2 separate regions of the Homo sapiens genome follow, and region 1 is linked to region 2. Evidence: chromatin contacts called from ENCODE POLR2A ChIA-PET data. All regions are on one chromosome and are shown on one strand. The core of a region is the stretch at or near the end of the contact, and the rest is flanking DNA. Distances in the headings are between cores, read along the strand shown.

Region 1 (3,293 bases), core at 171-2,670, 250 kb after region 2:
CACCCTTGGCCCTTTGTGTTTACTGAAGGCCTATGTGAGGGGTGAGTTGGGGAGGCCAGCAGGAAGCTGACCATACTCCTGGGATCTGCCAGAGAAAAAGAAGCCCCTTCAGGTCCAGCAGAGGCTGAGCTTGACGTGGTGGACGAGTCGGGTCTCTTTCCATTGCAAGGGGGCAGAAGCCTGATTCAAATGGGCTGAAGCACAAGGGGAAAATCGTCGGCTCATTTCACTGAAAAGTCCAGGGGATGGATGGCTTCAGGAAAGGCAGGATCAAGGGCTCACAAGTGACATCTTTAAGAATTCACCTCTCAGCTGGGTGCAGTGGTTCCTGCCTGTAATCCTAGCACTTTGGGAGTCTGAGGCAGGAGGATTGCTTGAGCCCAGGAGTTCAAGACCAGCTTGGGCAACATAGTAAGACCCCCGTCTCTACAAAAAAGAAAAAAATTAGCCAGGCATGGTGGCGCATGCCTGTAGTCCCAGTTACTCAGAAGGCTGGGGTGGAAGGATCACTTGAGCCTGGGAGGTTGAGGCTGCAGTGAGCTGAGATCTGTTTCCTCTGTGGTGGCATTCTCGCCTCATGATGGTAACATGGCTGCCAGCAGCCACACCCAACATCCCACTTGAGTGCCCCCCAACCAGGAGATTCTCTTTGCCAATGGTTTAATCAAAAGCATTTGATTTGAGGCCGGGCACAGTGGCTCATGCCTGTAATCCCCACACTTTGGGAGGCTGAGGTGGGCGGATCACCTGAGGTCAGAAGTTCAAGACCAGCCTGGCCAACATGGTGAAACCCCGTCTCTACTACAAATACAAAATTAGCCAGGCGTAGTGGTGCATGCCTGTAATCCCAGCAACTTGGGAGGCTGAGGCAGGAGAATTGCTTGAACTGGGGAGGTGCAGGTTGCAGTGAGCCGAGATCACGCCATTGCACTCCAGCCTGAAGAGTGAAACTCCATCTCAAAAACAAACAAACAAACAAACAAACAAACAAACAAAAAAATCCTTTGATTTGAGCCTCCTAATGGGCTCTCACGGGATATGGGTTCTGTTCCCATTTCTGGACCAATCCCTGCAATGCTCCAGTTGGTTACATGGAGTCATGTGGTCTGAAGTCACTGCAGGAGGTCGGGGGAGGAGGGCTCCCCAAAAGACAGTCAAGATGCAGACATTGGAAGAAGAGGTGCTGGGCAGGCAGGAGCGCAGACGGCCACCGCTGCTGGCAGGGAGCATGCTGGGTCAGGGACCTCCTTCTGGGGGTACCAAGTGGAGCCCAGCTCTGTATGAGCTGCGGTGAATTCCAGAGAGGAGCAAAATGAGCCACCCAGTGCCTGGTCCCAGGCCAGCCCCAAGCGCCAAGTAGCATCCACAGCTGTGGCGGCTGTGGGAGGCGGCTTATGGCCCAGGGTGTGCGCTGAGTGCACAGCAACCCAGAGACTCAGCCTCTCGGACGACGAAGGGGCTGGGAAAGGGCCCGTGGCCTCAGCAGACAAGTCCCTCCTGGGTGGCTGGGAGATTCTTAAGGGAAATGCCATTTGATCTGTATTCTTAGAAACAGGAAGTAGCAGCTTCCTGTAAGCAAACTGACCTCATCCCCAAGCCCTGGGATGGCCCCTGGGTCCAACCACTTCCAAAGGGATGTGGCTACCTCTCACTCAGGGAAGCATCATGAGCCAATCCACACTTATTTATTTATTTATTTATTTATTTATTTATTTATTTATTTATTTGATATGGAGACTCGCTCTGTCGCCAAGGCTGGAGTGGAGTGGTGTGATCTCGGCTTACTGCCACCTCCGCCTCCTGGGTTCAAGCAATTCTCCTGCCCCAGCCCCCCCAGTAGCTGGGATTACAGTCTTGTGCCATGATGCCCAGCTAATTTTTTGTATTTTTAGTAGAGACGGGGTTTCGCCATGTTGGCCAGGCTGGTCTCGAACTCCTGACCTCAGGTGATCCACCCGCCTTGGCTTCCCAAAGTGCTGGGATTACAGGCGTGAGCCACCGCACCCGGCCTCTCTGTTTACACTTCCATTCTCAAAGTGAATCATCATCCATTTAAATAAAGGTGTCCTTCATCACAGGTCCTTGGTAAGGGAGTACTGGCTGTGTGTCATAAGCTTTATCTACTGAATCTTCTCTGATTCTGATGCCTCCTATGTGCTAACACCTCCCATGTGCTCATCCCATTCATGCGCTCATCCTTTCTATGTGCTCATCCCTCCCAAGTGCTAAGACCTCCCATGCGCTCATCCCTCCCATGTGCTCATCCCTTCCAAGCACTCATCCCTCCCAAGTGCTAACACCTCCCATGCACTCATCCCTCCCATGTGCTCATCCCTCCCATGTGCTCATCCCTCTCTTGCGCTCATCCCTCCCATGCGCTCATCCCTCCCATGCGCTCATCCCTCCCATGCGCTCATCCCTCTCTTGCGCTCATCCCTCTCTTGCGCTCATCCCTCCCTTGCGCTCATCCCTCCCATGCGCTCATCCCTCCCATGCGCTCATCCCTCCCTTGCGCTCATCCCTCCCATGCGCTCATCCCTCCCAAGCGCTCATCCCTCCCATGCGCTCATCCCTCTCTTGCGCTCATCCCTCCCAAGCGCTCATCCCTCCCTTGCGCTCATCCCTCTCTTGCGCTCATCCCTCCCATGCACTCATCCCTCCCAAGCGCTCATCCCTCCCTTGCGCTCATCCCTCTCTTGCGCTCATCCCTCCCATGCGCGCATCCCTCCCATGCGCTCATCCCTCCCTTGCGCTCATCGCTCCCATGCGCTCATCCCTCCCATGCACTCATGCCAACATCTTCCAGGAGCAAACACCTTCCTGGGGACTATGAAGGACTTTCACTAAATAGCACAGAGCAAAATTTGGAACTACCTCTACCTTCACTTGGATATTGATGGCTCCTTGCTTTGCACCTCTGTCAAGGTCAGAGTCTGGAAGGTGAGGGATGAGGACTGTCCCCAAAGCCTCCCCAAAATTACAGTTCAGAAAGAAATTCTTGCTATTTCTCTGACAGCCTGTCTGACTGGGGGAGCAGGGAGCAGAGGGTCTCTAGCTGGGGGGCGTGGGTGCAGCCCTTGGACCTGGCCCTGACTTGCTAGGTGACTTTGGGGAACTCCCTGGGCTTCAGACACCCTCAGGGCCCCCTCGGGCCCCCTGGCTCTGTGTTGGCAAATTCTTGGCTCCCAGGTGAGCCTGGGTCAAGCCACGGCCTCCCTACCCCAGCCTCCACTGCCACCTCCACCCCGCGGTTCCCATGGCGGCGGCCCGTGGTTCTCTGTTTACTCAGCTCT
Region 2 (3,069 bases), core at 23-2,522:
AAGAAGAAAAAAGACAACAGTAGTGGAGAAGGAAAGAAGTCAGAGACAGTAAAGCAAATGAAACGAAAAAGAGGCAGGGGAGGGGGGACAGAGGAGTTAAGGGCAAGTTCTGAGTTTCTAGCTCAGGTGGCTGAGTGGTGCCGGTGGCTGAGTGGTGCCGGTGGCTGAGTGGTGCCATTGACTGAGGGAGGTAACATGGGAGGAAGACCCAAGGGTGGAAGAAGATGCGTTCAATCGGGGACATGACAAGAGGTGCATATAGGATAACAAAGCAGAGATGCTGACATGTCAGCTGGACACACATCTTAGAGCTCAGGCGTGAGACCTCAGTGTCATCAGAATATTAACAGCGTTGCCTAATCTGAGGCCTAGGGACCGTCTCAGAGGGCCCGGAATGCCAAAATTTATGTATGCACATGTGATCTTCTAAGGAGAGGGGTCTGTAGTCTTCATTAGATTCTTTTGGGGATCTATGTCCTCAGGTCAAAAACCACTGAGACAGCTGGACACCGACGACCAGGCTCACTAGCGTTTTTGAAAGAGAAGCGTTTGCTTGCTATGTACACTAGGGGGCGATGTAGGGCAAGCCATGCGTGCTGTATCTCTACTACCCCCAGTAGCTGGCTGGGAGGTTGGTTCTTGGCTGTAATTAATTCCCTGCTGGAAACAGCTGTGCCTGCTTGTTAGCCTGGATTCCAGAGCATTTGAAAGTCTTCAATTGGTCCTGCAAATGTCTATGAAAGGGCTGACCAGGACTTGGGGAACTGCGTTCTTCCCCATATACGGCAACTCCAGCCAGCTGGCCAACAGAATCACAATACATACACAACACTAGTCGCCAAGGACGCTTGTTTGTTTTGTTTTGTTACCCTCCCCCCCTCCCCGTTTTTGGAGTCTTGCTCTGTCACCCAGGCTGGAGTGCAGTGGAGCGATCTCGGCTCACTGCACCCTCCGCCTCCCGAGTTTGAGCGATTCTCCTGCCTCAGCCTGCCCAGTAGCTGTGATTACAGGCGCCCACCACCATGCCCAGCTAATTTTTGTATTTTTAGTAGAGACGGGGTTTTACCATGTTGACCAGGCTTGTCTCAAACTCCTGACCTCATGATCCGCCTACCTCTGCCTCCCAAAGTGCTGGGATTACAGGCATGAGCCACCGCGCCCGGCCTGGGGGGCATTCTAAGACCACTACATGTCTAAACCCACACTCATGTGCTTGGCAACACTGTCATTCTGGAATTCAGTGTGGTCCAATAGAACGTCTGCAGCGATGGAGACAGGCGGTATCTGCGCTGCCCAACACCACCAGCCACAGGCGGCCACTGAGTCTTTGAAGTGTGGCTAATGTGACTGAGGAACAAAATGTTTCATTGTGATTAATTTTAACTCATGTACATGTAAACAGCTAAGCGTGGCTGGTGTGTTGGACAGTGCAGTGCCGCATGCTGGGGCTGTGGCCCTCTTTCCTCCCTCCGCCTCCATTCTGTCAGCACGTGCTACGTATGAGCTGTCACTTTAAACTGTTACTCCCGTCATGGCCCAGCCCACACCGCCTCTCACCTGAGTGGTTACAAAGGGAGCAAGTGCCGCTTCTCTTCTCAGCTAAGCAGCAAGAAGGATCCTGCTAAGCTGCATGAGTGTGTCACTCCTCTGACTTCCCAGCTCACAGCAAAAGCCCTTCTGAGGGCTTAAGAAGCCCCATGGCCTCTTCCCCCTTCCTCCCCTTCCCTCATTACACCCCGCCCCACTCCACTGCAGCCACTAGCTCCTCACCCTGCCCCCCACCCACCAGGCAGGCTTCCAACCCAGGGTACCTGCAGCTGCTCTTCCCTTAGACACCCAACCACATAGCTCGTTCCCCTACCTCCTCCAGTGTGTGCCAAAGTGTCACCCTCCGTGACCACCCCATTGAAAACTTCAGCATCAGCTGCCACCCAACACTCCTTCCCACCTTCCCTGTGTCTTCAACGTTCATCTCATCAACATGGAATTTACCTACTTACCATCTTCTCCCCCTAAGAGCACCAGGAGGGCAGGGATTTTTGTCTGTGTTGTTCACAGAAGTATCCCCAGCACCTAGAGTGCTTGGCACAAAGTAGATGGTCCAGAAATATTTGATTGATTAGTTAATTTGGCCAAGAGGTGGGCCGGGAAAGAGGTTACCTCTAACTGAGGTAGAGGTCAGCCTGGCTGTGAAGAACGCTGGGTTCTGAATATAGCATTGTCCGGGATGTCAAGAGACCCAGGTTCAAGTCCACCAAATGGCCTATGCAGGGCCCTCGGCGACTGAGTCTGCTTCCTAATCTAGAAAGTGGGAAGACAGATCTCTGTCTTGCCTCCCTTCTGGGGTAGCTGAGGACATATTGAGATAATAAGTGCAGAAGCCATTTGTGGGCCACGGGGAGAGGGGAAGGGGATGTGCAGGGTGTCCTAATGAAGGAATTGCCCAGGCAAGCGTTCGGGAGAAGGTTAATCGAGGAAACTGACGGCTATGTCCAACTCACTGAGAGACGGTGGTGGCCAACTGTAATTCTGCGACACAAAACAGCTTATTCTTGCAGGCCTTCTCATAGGGCAGCTGTAACCAGACAGAGAGTCCCGATCAGCCCAGGCTCCGCCTTCCCCAGCAGCCCTGCCTCCGGCTCTTCTCCTTATAGGAAGTTTTGGGCTGTGCCTCCTGCTCACCCTGAGAAGTGCAGTTACAGGGAGGTGAGGGGTGCAGGCTGGGATTGTCCCCGAAGAGCAGGGACTGTGACATTCCTGGGTGACATTCCTGGATCTGTCCTATAACATGGGCACACTGTGACCCAGTCCTTTGACCAAGGTAAAAACTGGGGTGACCTTCACGGAATGTTAGGGGTGCCCATGACATTTACATCATGCGAATTCAGCAGCAACACACAGCTCACGACTTTGAGCATTCAGGGAGCAGACACCTACGCGAAGAGAAGCTTCCTTAGTCCTTTCGGATATAGGCAGAACAGCCCGGGCAGGAGTGGGGGATGCCTAGCCAAATATCGTCAAGGTCCAGGCCTTGGAGGTTCCTTCCTCATGGCTAGTCATCTGTTTTTT

Evidence for each region. ChIA-PET counts read pairs that join two places held with the same protein, here RNA polymerase II (POLR2A).
Region 1: POLR2A ChIA-PET joins it to region 2 with 15 read pairs in IMR-90. The contact joins two enhancer-like sites. POLR2A ChIA-PET finds 5 or more read pairs at or near these places in 4 of 52 experiments (GM12878, IMR-90, OCI-LY7 and 1 more).

What each region holds. Positions count from the first base shown.
Region 1 is chr17:3,982,716-3,986,008 of GRCh38, forward strand. LINC01975 (long intergenic non-protein coding RNA 1975) reads left to right here. Exons shown (of 2, transcript NR_146884.1): 2 at 1-430. Among named protein-coding and RNA genes, the nearest start is that of LINC01975, 7.3 kb to the left of the region's middle. RefSeq lists an enhancer at 1-222. Within about 2 kb of position 1,421, at least 4 of the 41 ENCODE cell types and tissues checked have a DNase peak (open chromatin) inside an H3K27ac peak, as active enhancers do.
Region 2 is chr17:3,737,304-3,740,372 of GRCh38, forward strand. It overlaps ITGAE (integrin subunit alpha E), which reads right to left. Exons shown (of 31, transcript NM_002208.5): 20 at 2,502-2,575. Among named protein-coding and RNA genes, the nearest start is that of HASPIN, 15 kb to the left of the region's middle. RefSeq lists an enhancer at 492-786. Within about 2 kb of position 1,273, at least 16 of the 41 ENCODE cell types and tissues checked have a DNase peak (open chromatin) inside an H3K27ac peak, as active enhancers do.